Linked DNA regions of Homo sapiens: region 1 is linked to region 2. Evidence: read pairs that join two places in POLR2A ChIA-PET (ENCODE). Cell type or tissue: A673. All regions are shown on one strand. Region 1 has its middle 16 kb from the start of TINAG. Region 2 overlaps LOC101927189 (a long non-coding RNA gene).

Evidence for each region. Peaks named below come from ENCODE experiments on the same cell type or tissue, not always from the same donor. Only the 100,000 strongest peaks of a DNase experiment are listed, where the experiment ranks them.
Region 1: POLR2A ChIA-PET joins it to region 2 with 5 read pairs; 2 of 35 experiments call an interaction of 5 or more read pairs at or near these places.

What each region holds. Positions count from the first base shown.
Region 1 is chr6:54,288,319-54,296,318 of GRCh38, reverse strand. No RefSeq gene overlaps it. Among named protein-coding and RNA genes, the nearest start is that of TINAG, 16 kb to the left of the region's middle. In A673, no CTCF peak of the experiment used is centred here; DNase peaks (open chromatin) are centred at 4,358 and 4,868; H3K27me3 peaks cover 820 bases.
Region 2 is chr6:53,968,475-53,976,474 of GRCh38, reverse strand. The region is part of intron 1 of LOC101927189 (a long non-coding RNA gene); the gene reads right to left. Among named protein-coding and RNA genes, the nearest start is that of MLIP-IT1, 26 kb to the left of the region's middle. In A673, no CTCF peak of the experiment used is centred here; no DNase peak of the experiment used is centred here.

The DNA.
Region 1 (8,000 bases), 320 kb before region 2:
GGGACATCGGGGAGACTGGTGCACTCTGAGCAGATCTTTGGAGGGAAGGCCTTGAGAATGGATGGGGGGTGAACACAGACACTGAGTTTAAAAGGGAGAGAACTGGGAATGCTGCATGGGGCTACCATGCTCTGGGACTCATTCCTGGCCTCTAGTGACTCCTGCAGAAGGAATGAGTTGGAAAGGCAAGGAAGGACCCACTCTCACCACAGACTTCTGGAATCCTGGCAGCAAGAGACCCCCACACCCTCCATAGACACTTGAGCTGCCAGATAGACCTGCTTAGAATGGTGGTAGGGGCAGGACTCCAGCCTGTGCAAAGCCCAGAATGTTTGGTGTGGGAACATCTGCAGGGAGAATGTCCAGGGATGTCCTTCCCCCAAGGCTCACCATGCAGAATTCAGTCTTAGTGGAACTGTTGGACCTTAACAGAGCAGGGTGATCTTGCCCATGAGATGGCAGCCAGTCCAACCTGAGGCTCCACTGTCTGCTGGCCCCTCCTGGGGTCCTAGCCTGGCTGAGCCTACTTGCAGTGCAGCCTCAAATACCCAATCAGGGTGCCTCCCAGAGGCCCACCACATCATAGCTCCTGTGCTGGCAGACCATACCTGACCACTGAAGAGCTCCAGCCGAATGGCCCCCACCTATGTGCACCAGCCCACTGGCAGCCTCCCCCAACTGAAGCCTCCCCTGTGCTGCTTTGCCAGCACACACTCGCCCACAGTCACCCCCCACAGCAATTTGTCAGCACACATGGGCATGGGAGGATCTCCCCTCCCCTTCCCTACATGGGTGCATGGGCATGTTCACCTTGCAATGCCACTACTGCCACCATGAGCACACCTTGTTCTCTCCCAGCCTTGCTGCCATTACCAGCATGAATGCATGCACACACACGGAGACCAGAGGCCCGTCGCCACCCTGTACCACCATTGCTGCCAGTGCAGACATGCAAATGGACAGCAACAGCCCAGCCCCTCAACTCTGCACCACCACCACCACCATTGGGGTGAATGCATGCATGGAGGCCACCAATGACCCATGTTTTGCACTGACACTGCTGCTGGTGCAAATGCACACATGGATGCCAGCAGCCCTGCCTTCCTATGCTGCCACCAATGCCTCTGTGAATACCAGCATGGAGGATGGCGCCCGCTGAACCAGCTAGGCTCTGCCCTAGCAGGTGAGTGAGCAGCCCACCCCGCTGCTGCTGCTGCTGCTGCTGGCACGTGTGAAAGAGCATGGATCCTGTTGCTACCACACAATGAAGCACTTCAGCTGGCACTACACATCAGAGGGTTGTGGCCAATGGTCGAGGAACACTTTGGCCCCTCTAGCACAGCAGGTTCCTAAACTCAAGGGAACTTGAGAACAAAGCCAAGGGCCCAATACAAGTCCCCCAGAGTTAGGGTATGCAGTCCAGGAGTGCTGATCTGGACCTTTTCTCCCTAACATCTTCTAAAAATGAAGCCACTTGACTGAACCCACTTAATACCACAAGCAAACCCCCAAGGAAATCAAATAAGATAAAAACATTGATAAATCCACCCAAAGGATGGCAACTTCAAAGGCTGAAAGAATATCAGCCCACAAAGATGAGAAAAAAGCATCACAAGAACTCTGGAAATTTAAAATGCCAAAATGTCTTCTTATCTCAAAACAAGTTCCCCAGAACTAATTCCCTAACAACGGTTCTTAACCAGGCCAAAATCATTGAAATGACAGAAATAGAATTCAGAATGTGGGTAAGAAGGAAGCTCAAGATTCAAGAGAAAGTCAAAACACAATCCAAGGATTCTAACCAATATAATAAAATGATATAGGAGCTGAAAGATGATGTGGCCATTTTAAAAAAGAACCAAACTGATCTGATAGAGCTGAAAAACTCACTTCAAGAATTTCAGAATATAATTGTGAGTATTAACAGTAGAATCAACCAAGCTGAGGAAGGAATCTCAGCACTTGAAGGCCAATTCTCCAAAATAACTGTCAGATAAAAATAATGAAAAAACAATAAAGAAGAACAAAACCTCCCAGAAATATGGGACTATGTAAAGAGACCAAATCTATGACTCATTGGCATCCCTGAAAGACGGGGAGATAAACTAGACAGCTTGGAAAACATATTTCAAGATTTCATTCATGAAAATTTCCCCAACCTTGCTAGACAGGCCAACATTCAAATTCAGGAAATGCAGAGAACCCCTGTGCAATACTACATAAGAAGACCATCTTCAAGACACATAGTCATCAGATTCTTCAAAGTTTAAATGAGAGAAAAAAGGCACCCAGGTAGAAGGGGCAGGTCACCTACAAAGGGAACCCCATCAGGCTAACAGTGGACCTTTCAGTAGTAACCTAAAAGCCAGAAGAGATTGTGGGCCTATATTCAGCATTCTTAAAGAAAAGAAGTCCCAACAAATAATGTCATATCCAGGCAAACAAAGCTTCTTAAACAAAGCAGAAATATTTCAGACAAGCAAATGCTAAGGAAATTTGTTACCTCCATACCTACCTTACAAGAAGTCTTGAAGGGAATGCTAAACATAGAAAGGAAAGACTATTACCAGCCACTACAAAAATACACTGAAATGCAGAGACCAGTGACACTATAAAGCAACCTCCCATACAAATCTGCATAATAACCAACTAACGACATAATAGGATCAAATCCACATATATTAACACTAACCTTCAATGTAAATGGGCTAAATGCCCCAATTAAAAATCACAGAGTGGCAAGATGAATAGAGAAACAAGACCCATGGGTATGCTGTCTTCAACAGTCTCTCTCATATACACTGACACCCATAGGCTGAAAGTGAAGGGATGGAGAAAAATCTACCAAGCAAATGGAGAACAGAAAAACAGCAGAGATTGTTACTTTAATTTCAGACAGAACAGACTTTAAACCAACAAAAATCAAAAAACATAAGGAAGGGCATTACATAATGGTAAAGGGCTCCATTCAATAAGAAGACCTAACTATCATAAATATGTATACACCTAACACAGGAGCACTCACATTCATAACACAAGTTCTTAGAGACCTATGAAGAGACTTAGATAAGTACACAATGACAGTGGGAAGACTTTAATACTCCACTGACTGTATTAGGTAGATGATTGAGGCAGAAAACTTAACAGATATCCATAACTTGAACTTGACACTTGACCAAATAGACCTAATAGATGTCTGCAGAACTCTACACCCCAAAACAACAGAATGTACATTCTTCTCATGTGCACATTGCAGATACTCTAAAATTGACCACACAATTGTACATAAAATAATCCTCAGCAAATTCAAAATCATAGGAACAGAAAACCAAATACCACATGTTCTCACTTACAAGTGGGAGCTAAACATTGAGTGCATAGGACACAAAGTAGGGAACAACAGATACCAGGGCCTGCTTGAGGGTGAAAGAAGGGAGGAGGATGAAGATCAAAAAACTACCCATCAGGGACTATGTTTATCACCTGGGTGATGAAATAATCTGTACACTAAACCCCAGTTACATGCAATTTACCTATACAACAAATCTGTACATGTACCCCCTGAAACTAAAATGAACGTTAAAAAAAAAGAAAATCAATGTAATTCACCACATTAACAGAATAAAGAACAAATGTGTAAATAAGATCAGACACTTTCTCAATGATCTCTACACAAGTGAAAGGGAACTCATGGCATGTGATAACAGCATCTATTGCCTTGTCACTTGTTTTAATGCGAGAATTTGAAGGGGCTTTCAGCCTATGGAATCATCACTAACTTGGGGGAATCATCCCATATTTATGTCATCAGCACACTCTCAATGCTTAAAAACCCTTTCATTTGCAAACTCATAATCTCACTCCAGCACTCCTAATCCAGTGTTTTTCATGCTGGCTGAAGATTAGAATCACCTGGAAGTAAAAATTATAAAAAATAAAAATTAAGCTCTTCTCTATATCTCATCTTAAGAATCTATGATTTCATTTGTATAGAACAAGATGAAATAAGTTGAAAAACAACTATTGCAGTTACTCAAAAATTTCATTTTTCCAGTCTCTTTTTCCTCATCTCTTCCCTATTAATTTCAATAGTACAGACACAGGGCCTTCCTGTATAATGTCATGATTTGTGATATGTCATTTGGATTTATTCTTATTGAAAAATGAGTTATCCCATACACTTGTACAACAGCTATTCATTTCCTCATCACTTTTAACTTATAAAAATTATCACTATTTTCCATCCCACCATGCCTTTTCTTCCTGGCACTTATTTTGTACTTATCAAGCACGGAGTCGTAGGAGGTGTTTCTTGAGTCATAGCTGCTCTCCATGTGTCAGTTTTAAGGTCATTTGCATTAAATTACCTTAACTACCCTGAAAGTAACACATGGAGAGCAGCTTCCTATGACTCAAGAAACCACAATGACTAAAATAACCTAACATTATTAGTAACCCATTTATTGGTGGTGAGCACTTTTAATTGTCATCTAATTTTACTCAAATAGTGAGACTTCATAAATTGAAAATACATAAATTGAAAAGCTTCCATACCAGATACATAATAGGCACTCAATATATATTAGTTTCCTCTCCAAATTATTTCCTGGATTTGCCCCTCCCTTTCCAATCATTCACCTTTGGATAATAAGAGCATTAAACAGATCTTGTGTAATCTTAAATTCTAATTCTCAGAGGGCTATTAATATTCAGCAATCATATTTCTTCCTTTTGTAGAATAAAAAAATCATTTGTATTCATGAGTAGGAATCCTCAGGGTATTCACATCCCATTTGCTCACAGAGATGATGATAACAACCCATTCAAAAATGTTGATGTTCAATCAGAACAGAATGAGGAAAATGAGATGAAACACACTACATGAGACGGATGCACCTGGGTTGAGGAAAGCATGATGGTCCAGACAAGGACAGGGCTCCTTGTTTCTCACCAGAAGCAGGCAACTTTGGGCATGTTATTACAGAGATGGTATGTCCTTTCCTACCCTCCATGAGGCAGGAACCATAGCTGACTGGGAAAGCTGACTCATTTTGAGCAGCTGCTCTAGTGAACACCAGAAGAGAGAAAGGAGAAGTGTTTCCACTCTCACAAGCAAATAAAGTGAGAATGAAGACTAATACATTTTCTAAAACGTTTCAGAGCCCCAAGGACCAAAAAAATAGGGATGGGGGGGCGGTGGAGATGTGTATTCCTTACATTACAGAGAGATATAAATAACATGTCTGAAATGATCTCATTTAAAACAGTGTGGTCAAGAAGAGAGAGTTTGGGATTTTGAATCCGAAAATTGAATGTGGGTTCTGGCATTAGCCTTATCTTTTGATGTACTCTTTTTAGAGGTTATTTATCTTTTTTTGACTCAGTTTATGGGTGAAATGATAATAAGTATACTGGTTGAGTATATTTTCTCACATTTAGGTTATTCGTATGAAGGACATCCACAGTTTAGACCACTAAATTAGGTTGAGCCAAACACAACGTACTTCCTTGTTTCTGCATCTCTTGCACCATGGTGCAAAACTCGTGCTGCTGAACTCAGAGTCTTAGTTTAGGCATCTAACAACTAACTGTTAAGCAGTAACACACACATTTATCTGAACAGGAATAGGCAACAGCTCAAGCACAATGCAAGCTGAATTCATTTTAGATTCTGTCATATTTTTATCCCCCCAAAACAACAGAATCTGCAGAATATGAAGTCTGGTTCAATCATATAAAATTTCCATTACCGAATACCTTTTACATCTTCTGTTTCTAAAGTAACAACATTCAGATTTGTACAATAGTGTACTAGTTTATTTTACATTTGTGTAACCAAAAAGCCCCTTTAGATTAACTTTTGAAAACAACTCTTAATTTGAGTTTGAGAGATCACTTCAAGGGAGACAGAAGCTAGGTGCAGATTTTTACTACTTGTTTGGCTTCTCTGCTCTTCTATGAGGTTGAAGTTGGCTCCTCTACTTTTCAAGCAGGGAACCCTGATGCCTCACAATCTCAGGAGGTGGGGGGGGAAAAGAAAGTGGCTTTATAATGTATGGTGATATTTAGGTTCACTTGCATAGTAAATGCAATTTTTAAAGCAAAGGGCAAAGCTTGCTGGAATTCCATTGCTTTCTTAAAAAGAAAAAATTCCCAGATCATTTTACATCTGAGTGTTTAGAATCATCCCTCACATGGCTTCACTTATGGATTATGATATTTCTAAAAAATTTTGTCTCTAGTCTAGATTGTGCTTAGAATTCTTCACCCATATTTTTAACTGCATACTGGACACGTCCACTTAAATATTTTTCAGTTATCTTAAATTCAACATTTCTAAAACTGAATTCACATTTTGCCCTTTCCACTCCCCTTCTTTTTTGTCCCCAAACACACACAGACACACACACACACACACACACACACACACGACATGCATACAAATTCCTTCTATGTTTCAGTATTTCTTGGAATAGGCTAACCTTATTCTGCGAGAACAAGTAACTCCAAAATCTCAAAAGCATAGTATATAAATTTTATTTCTAGCTCATACAAGGTCTTCTCTTGACTGAGCAACAATTCAAAGCAGCTGTGCTCCAGGGGGTTACTCAGGGTTCCCAGCCATTTTGATTCTGTGACTCTACAATCTGAACATACGGTCTCCCTGCTTCTTGCCAAAGAAGAAAAGGACTGAAGAATGGTATAGGAATTTCCATCACTTCATCCCAGAAGTAACACGTGTCACTTCCACTTCCACTGAGTGGTTTCTCCCAACTGCCATGGTGTTGCCAAGTATAGTTTTCCATGTGCCAGAAAGAAAGAATAGGAAACAAAAACTACATAGCATTGTATTTGGCCGAGTTTCCTATTTCAGATTCCCGGTTCAGAATCTGTGATTTTTATCCATCTTTCTTATCAATCCACATCCAATAAAATACCACTGATAAGTGGATACCATTATTCTGCTTTTTCTATGTCTCCTTAATTAGCCTACCTTTCTTCATTGCCACCTTCACTTAAATTCATACTCTCATTATGTCTCTTTTTGATGATTGCAACAACTTTTACCAGGTCTCCCTACTTTCCCTACAATCAATTATCGACACAGCAGCGATAGTGATCTTTTAAAAGTACAAACACGATCATATTGATTTATCTCCTTCTTAAAACCCTTCAGGAACTCCCCTTTGCTTTAAAAAAAATGTCAAAACCTGTAACTGTGATTTATAAGGCCTTTTATTCCCTGTTATGTGCTTCCTTCTCTGACTTCATCTACTGCAAATGCATACGTTGTAGTGAGTGGTGTGCTGTGCCACCCAGACTCCCATCCAAGTCAGGCCTACATTTCTCCAGCCACCGGATGTTGCTAGTGGCTGATGGCTCACAGCTGAAACCCTTTTCTGAGAAGTGCCATCAACCAAAAGAAACTCTCTCACCCATTATTACTCTATCCTGGACTTTTATCCAAGGCAAGTGGAGGATAAAAAGGACTTCCGCTCACCTCAGTTTGGGACAAATGTAAAAGGCCATCCCAGCTCCAGAACTCACTATAAGGGTTGCTGAGATCTCTATTGTAACTGTATCCCAGGCCAACTTCTCCCACTGTCCAACCCTGTCTTCTTTACTCCCTGATGAATGTTGTCCTTGGACAACTTCCAGATAACCTTCTCCACTGAAATCTCTGTCCTAGAGTCTGTTTCCTGGGGAACCCAAGAGGTGCCTTGCTGTCCGTGCTACAACCATTTGAAATACAGCACCCAAATCATGTTTGTGTGTTTGTTCCTGTCCAGACATTTGCATGCATGGTATCTGAGTCCTGGAAGTCCAATCCCACTTTCCTAACTTCATTTAGGTCATTCCTACTTATCCTTTAGGGCTGGGCTTAAACATCACATCCACAAAGAAGCCCTCTCATCAATCTCATATTAGGCACTACATGTATATCCTCTCTCCCTCATCCCTGCTCAGACTCAGAGCAATTCATTCTTCTTGTCAAATTA
Region 2 (8,000 bases):
TCAGAGTGTTAAAAGACATATCTTGTCCACCATACCTCTGGCTGTTTGCCTCTTCGTGGTATGGCAGGCATTTTTGTTGAATTTTCCTTGAACAGCCTGTCAGTGAGAACCCACTGAGAATACAGGAAAATTTTATCAAACATTTCCTCCAACTCATACTTGGCTTCAGAAGGAAAGAAAAAAAAACACAACAAAAAAAAAAAAACACAGGGGGAAAGAGTAATTGCATTTTCAATCATGGTTATTCAGCTGCAACTTCTAGAGTCAAGGCTAGTTAATTCTTATTTGCCGACATACAGGTCTTAACCAAGTTCACATTTCACCCACTACAAAAAAAAAAAAAAAAAGGCAAGAACTGTGTGGGCTCATTAAGCCCTCATTACTTTTCAGACATGACACAGTGTAATTTGTGAAATGATCTAACTTCACTGAACCCAAGAGGTGAGGCCAGGACATTGGCTCACCACTTGATTTTTACCTTTCTCTTCATCATGACTTAGTCAAATCTGATTCTGAGACTATCTTTTCAAATCATAAAAATTAGCTATATTGGCCAGGCGCGGTGGCTCATGCCTGTAATCCCAGAACTTTGGGAGGCCAAGGCGGGCAGATCACAAGGTCAGGAGATCAAGCCCATGCTGGTTAACTCAGTGAAACCCCGTCTCTACTAAAAATACAAAAAAATAGCCAGGCTTGGTGGCGGGCACCTGTAGTCCCAGCTACTGAGGAGGCTGAGGCAGGAGAAGGGTGTGAACCTGGGAGGTGGAGCTTGCAGTGAGCTGAGATCGTGCCACTGCACTCCAGCCTGGGTGGCAAAGTGAGACTCCATCTCAAAAAAAAAAAAAAAGTTAGCTATATCATCTCAGGAAAGAAAAAAAAAGGTTCCATAATCCATTCAAATCAAACACACATTCAGTGCTTATTTAAGCACATAGCTCTTTGCTTAGCCTTTTAGAGAATGCATATAAGATATAGTTCCTGCCTTCAAGGGGCATTCATTTTCTTTAGGAAGGCAACACACATAAAAATGGGCACGCACAAACAGAGAGTGAAATAACAATCGAAGGCAGTGTAGACTGAGAGGCAGTATGGGTGGAAAAGAGGGCAGATTCTGAACCAGATTGTTTTGATTCAAATCCTAGTTCTACCATCCTATGACCTTGAGTCAGTTACTTAACCTGTCTGTACCTCTGTTCTCAACTGCAAAATGGATATAATAATTATACTTACTTCATCTGATTGACTGAGATTAAATGAACTAAGAGAGACTTAGAACAATGCCTGGCACATAGTAGTTACTCAGAGAATAGTGTTATTATTCTATGATTAAGAGCCAATTCATGGAACAACAAGTGCTTTATAAGCTCAAATGAGAAACAAATATCTGTGGGTTAGTTGATCAGAAAAGGTTATTCAGAAGAAATACAATGTTAGCATCTAGAATAGGAATTGAAGAAGAGAGCCTTATTCAATATAATCTCCCATGAAGGAGAGAATAAGCCAGGAGAATTCAAAAACCAGAAGCAGGCCATCCTAGTTACAGAGATTTTTTTCATTGAAAAATAGAAGAAGATGAGGTTGAAGGATGGATGGCCAGTCCATTGCAGAAGAGCTGGTCACCGGGACAAAGACTGTGGATTTTACCCTTTGGGCAATAGGAAGCCCCCAGGGGTTCCTGGACAGGTTAATTACAGAGTAAGAGTAATATTTTTACAAGGTTAATTCCGCAGCACTTGGAAGTGCAGTGTGGAGGGGAAGAGAGACTCAAGGTAGGGAGGCCATTCATGAGACAATCACAATGATCCAGGTGTGAGGGGATCAATAAAAAACAGAAAAGAATCAGCACAGATGCTAGTATGAAAGAACAATCAAGGGGCCTCAGTAGATCAGATCAGAGATGAGAGACATAGTTGGAAGACCACATGAGTGATGAGAATAAATCTCATCAGAGATTTTGGTCTCTTTTCCTACCACAATGGCAGTGACACAAACACAAATAGTTAAGTCAGGAGACCTGAACTCTTTTGGAGCATGCTGGAGGAAACCAGAATTCCATTCTTGAAATAAAGACTATGGGGAAACAGAAAAACATCCAAAAAGAAATCTCAAAAGGACAGATGGAAATAAATTATTGCAGAAGAGAAATTTGGGCTTCAAAAATAGGTTGAGGATCCTCAGCTCATGGAAGCCAGAAGAGTGGATGAATTCACAGAGTGAGATCCACAGATACAGATGCTCCTCAACTTACAGTGCGGTTATGTCCTGATAAGTCTATCCTAAGTGGAAAATATCGTAAGTCAAAAATGCATTGAATGCACCTAACCTATCTAACATCATAGCTTAGCCTGACCTACCTTAAACATGCTCAGAGCACTTACATTGGCCTACAGTTGGGCAAAATCATCTAACACAAAGCCTATTTTATACTAAAGTGTGAATATCTCATGTAATTTTTTGAATACTTTACTGAAAGTGAAAGATGGAATTACTGTTTACCCTCATCATCAGCTGGTTGACTGGGAATGGTAGCTCCCTTCTGCTGCCCAGCATTGTGTAAAAGTATCCTTCCGCCTATCACAAGCCCAGGAAAAAAATCAAAATTCAAAATTTTAAGTGTCATTTCTATTGAATGTATATCACTTTCACACCATCATGAAGTTGAAAAATCATGAGTCAAACCACCAAATGTTGGGGGCCATCTGTACCAAGAAAGACATAGTAAAAAAAAAAAAAAAAAGTCACACGTGCAAGAGCATCACTTCCTCAATGAAGGGGTTTGGGCCTTTTTTCCTACCACAATGGTAATGATGGAGAACTATGCAAAGTGATCGATATGGTTAGGTTCTGTCTCCCCACCCAAATCTCATCTTGAACTGTAATCCCCATAATTCCCACGTGTCGAGGGCAGGACCTGGGATCATGGGGGCAGTTTCCCCCATACTGTTCTTGTGATAGTGAGCTCTCACAAGATCTGATGGTTTTATAAGTGTTTCACAGTTTCTCCTACATGTGCATTCTCTCTCACCAGTCATCATGTAAGACGTGCCTCTTCCCCGTCCGCCATGATTGTAAGTTTCCTGAGGCCTTCCCAGCCGTGCAGAACTGTGAGTCAATTAAACCTTTTTCCTTTATTAATTACCCAGTCTCGAGTATTTCCTTATAGCAATGTGAGAATAGACTAATACAGTGATGAGGGATAACAATTAATGCTGATGTTTTGGTCTAAATCAATAAACAAATGTGTGGAAGGAAAGACCCTGAACTGGAAGTTAGGATGGCAAGGAGTTCTGTAAAATAACAGGTATGTAATTAACACAGAGGGGCCCTTCCAACTATACAACTCTACATGATTCCTGTCATTTCTAGGTGTATTGTTATGAATAACTTTAATTATTCCATTTGGATTATTTTTCTTTTCCAATAATCCCTAATAAGAATGTTTAACTTTTTAAAATAATGAGAAAAAGTATTCTAAAAGCTTATAAGACATCTGTTTATAGGAATAAGAGTTTAACAACTTTCAAAGAAAATGTAGACACTATAGTTTATATAAACATTTATAGAAATAGGTACACTCTATAAGGAATTTACATACATAATTTATACAGCTAGTCTATATAAAGGGATTCACATATTTTGCTATCTGCATTTTAAAAAATAAAATACATAATAATCATTATTTATTTCTATTTTTAATACATGATATGCTTAAGGCAACAAATTACTTCTTTTTTTTTTTTGGAAAAGGCCTAAGTCCTTTCCATAAATCTAAAAGTACTCAGACATTTCATTTATTTAGTCAGTCAGTCAGTGAATACTGAATGCATTGATAAGAAAAAATTAAAAAGACATCCTCTCTCTGCACAGAGTAATGGTAATTTTTTTTCCTTCTTGACCTCTTCTCCTTCATTCCTCCCTGTCTAATACATACAGCTTAGTTGTGTATAATTGACTTCTTCTTTTTTTTTTTTTTTGAAAGAGTCTCACTCTGTTGCCTAGGCTGGAGTGCAGTGGCACGATCTCAGCTCTCTGCAACCCCCACCTCCTGGGTTCAAGCAATTCTCATGCCTCAGCCTCCCAAGTAGCTGGGACTACAGACATGTGCCACCATGCCTGGATAATTTTGTATTTTTAGTAGAGATGGGGTTTTGCCATGTTGGCCAAGCTGGTCTTGAACTCTTGGCCTCAAGTGACCTGCCCACCTCAGCCTCCCAAAGTGCTGAGATTATAGGCGTAAGCCACCACGCCTGGCCAGTATAATTGACTTCCACTGACCACTCATGACTGAGGGAGGAATATTACAACATAGAAAGCATAAAGCAGAGTGTCACACATCACCATCTTAAGACCTCTTTAACCATCCCTACCTCTTGGAAATTCTCACCAGCTCTCTTCCTCCTCAGACCCTAGCCTCCTGCTATGTTGCGGGGCTCCTCTCCTCTCTCCAGGAATCTTCCCCTGTACCTGCTCTTCCCAGGGACATGACCTGTCTTTCTGTCTCTTCTACCTGCCAATAAAAAAATTCAAAAGTCCTTTTCTTTCATTATGCCCATGATACTGTGCCATTTAGTTCTCCAGCTCCTTCCCAGACTCGGATTAACTTGCATACTCTACATCTAAAGTCCTCACATTTGAGCACAGTATTAGCATCACGGGAAGGGTTGTTAAAACCAATATTGTAAGGCCTCATCCCCAGAGAATTTGCATTTGTAATGAATTCTCTGGAGCTGCTGATGCTGCTGGTGATCTCTCACACTCTGAGAGCCACTGCATATGAAAGGTCATTTAACAAGTTGTCCTAGCAGTAGAATCACCTACATACTCCTGGCCTCATCATTAGCCATACAAAAGGAAAATTGGAGCTTTCAAATGAAAGTCTTTCTCTATCTCAGACCTGGGTAAGACAATCCCCCCTTGTAACATTTTCTGAAAGTGGAAACTGTTCTTAAATGTTCTGCCCTCTGTCCAGAGCATTCCTGTAATGAGGATTAATTTCATTAACCTTCACCTTCCTTCTTCCTCTTGTGTCCCACATCTACACAAGCTGATAAGCTCGGGGGCTCCCTGCTTTGGCATTGGTGGGAGATTCAAACCATGCAATCCTCTTTGCAAGTGAACCTTCACCTGGGCTATCATCCCCTAACAGCAATAAACACCCATTTCAGTCTCCTTTCCTAGCTCTTTCAAGCCATTTAGGATCTGCTTGAGAGGTCTGCCCTACTCTTCCTAGAGACCTCAATTCTGTAAGTAATAAACCTTTCCATAGCTTTTTCTTGCGTGTGTGGCATCATCAGTCTCAACATCTGAACCAAACTTTAGATTGGAATCCCTCCTTCTTTTACAGGGTGATCATAACAATTCTCCCAGAGCTCAGAGGTCCCCCCTCCCTTCTCTTTACATTGAAAGAACCTAAGAAAACTCATCCTATGCAATTACATGGGTAGAATTAAGTAAAAGTTTACATATCAAATTTGAGGACACTTCCCCTCCCCATTACTGAAAATTGAGTACAAACATACCAGGAAAGTCCTAAGGATACTGATATAAAAAGATGGCCTTATACTGATATAAAAAGATGGCCATGACAGCCAGTCCCATTCACAGGCATGAACCTTCCCCAATCAGCTTTTTAATGTCCCATTTAAAAATGACTAGACAGGTGATGATCACCAGGCGTGTAAGGAAAGCACCTCATATGAAATACAGAAATCAAAGCAACTAACAGAAAAAAAAAAAAAAGCAACTTACAGGAGATAGATGCAATACAGAAAGAAAAAAAGTCTTCAAAAAATATCCCTAATATTCTGAAAGAAATAAGAGAATGTATTACATCCATGAAGTAAGAATAAGACACAAAAATATATGCAGAGGCTAAAAAAGAGTTCTGAGAAATCAAAAATATGATAGCATAAATGTAAAACTCAGTAGAAGGAAGAAGAAATATTCCAGAAAGTAATATATTCCAGAAAGTAAAAGACAAAAGGATAGAAAATGGAAATTTATTTAATAAAAAATAGAAAATTAGGAAAGTCCAGTAGGTCAAAGATCCAAATAACAGAAAATCCAGAAACAGAGCACAGAGAAAAAAAGAGAGTAAATAGTTAAGAAAGTAATACAAAATAATTTTCCCGTAATTGAAGGAAATTAGTTTTCACATTGAAAGGGATACAAAGTTCTAATATAATGAACGAATATAGACCTCAATGAAGGCATGTCATTGTGAAATTTCAGAACAAGAGTAAAGCAGAGAAGAGCCTAAAAACACCAATGTTTTGTTCTTTTTGATTAAGAGTCAGAACAGTATTGCATCATTCAACAACACTAGAAGCTAGAACCCAAAATTATAAGGGGAAAAGATTTTCAACCTAGAATTCTGTATCTAAACTATTGAAAAAATATCCAAATAAAATAAATATATATTTTTCTTTTTTTTTTTTTTTTTTGAGACAGAGTCTCACTCTGGCACCCAGGCTGGAGTGCAGTGGTGCAATCTTGGCTCACTGCAAGCTCCATCTCCCCAGTTCACGCCATTCTCCTGCCTCAGCCTCCCAAATAGCTGGGACTACAGGTGCCCACCACCACGCCCAGCTAATTTTTTGTATATTTAGTAGAGACGGGGTTTCACCGTGTTAGCCAGGATGGTCTCGATCTCCTGACTTTATGATCTGCCCACCTCAGCCTCCCAAAGTGCTGGGATTACAGGCGTGAGCCACCGTGCCTGGCCAAAAATATTTTCTGATAATGTAAGATCTGAAAAAAATCTTTTTTTGAATACATCTTTCTCAGAAAACTACCAAAGAACATGTTCAACCAAAACAAAGGAGTAAACTAAGAAACAGGAAAACAAGGGAACCAAAAACAGGCAATCCAACATAATAGAGAAGTTTAAAAAATCTGTAGGGAGATGGGGGGAATTCCCAAGAACATAACTCTGGACCAAGTCTTGAGAGTAACTAGGAGAGTTTAGGACAAGTTGGAAGGCCCCAACAGGAATTTTTTCAAGAAGATGACTAGACAAAATTTAATGTGGCTGATTAAATTTGGACAACTGACAGAATTTAGGATTGAATTAGGAATAAACATAGAAAACAACTAAGTAAATAATGAGTATTAACTCCAAGGAAAATAAAGTATTTTACAAGAAAGAGTAATCATAGTATACCAGTTGGCTTATCTGTAAATAGCATTTTTATAGTCAAAATAACATTGAATATTGATCTAACCAAAATTGTGCTCCGCTTCACTAGGAGAGCAGGAGAGGAATAGAAGTAAACATGTATGATAGGTCAAAAGAGAAGCTATGAAGCAAAGGATATCAAGCAATACATTACGACTAAAACTACAAAAGTGTAGTAACAATAAAGTTGTAGCAAAAGAAGTAACAATATAAATCTGCTATATAGAGATATGGAGAAAATGTATTTTTAAGAATAGCTCTATTAGTTGAAAATGCTGCAGAGGAGTAGAAATTTGGGAGAATGGTTAGGGATACCAGTGAGTTGCTGTTTTTTGTTAAAATCCCTGTAGAGGGATTTCTCATTTCTTAACCTATGTGCATATGTAGTTTTAAATAGTTTAAATATAAAGTACTTATTCTTTTTAAAAATAATTTATCCAATAAAAAAATTACTGAATTAATTTTCTTCTTACTCTTACCACAAATAATTTAAAGTTAATATCAAAAATATAGTTCATAAACAAAAAAGTAAGCACAAATATAGAAGGAAATCAAGAGAAAGGAGAAAGAATACAAGTTTCTTAAAGAATTCCAAATTAATAGTAACACTTTTGTCTCTCTCCTCAACTGAAAGAAGTGAACACATAAAAGCTACTGTGATTTTGTGTGAGGTGTTTGTTTAGCGTTGCTTTGTTTTTATGAGAAGGAGATCTCTATAATTTTTTTAATGTTAAAAAGTTGTTCTCATATTTCCAAAAGCTGAGAACCACTGAGCTAGAAAATTGTTTATGACTCACAATTTTGAGCTGATCTAGTTTTCAAA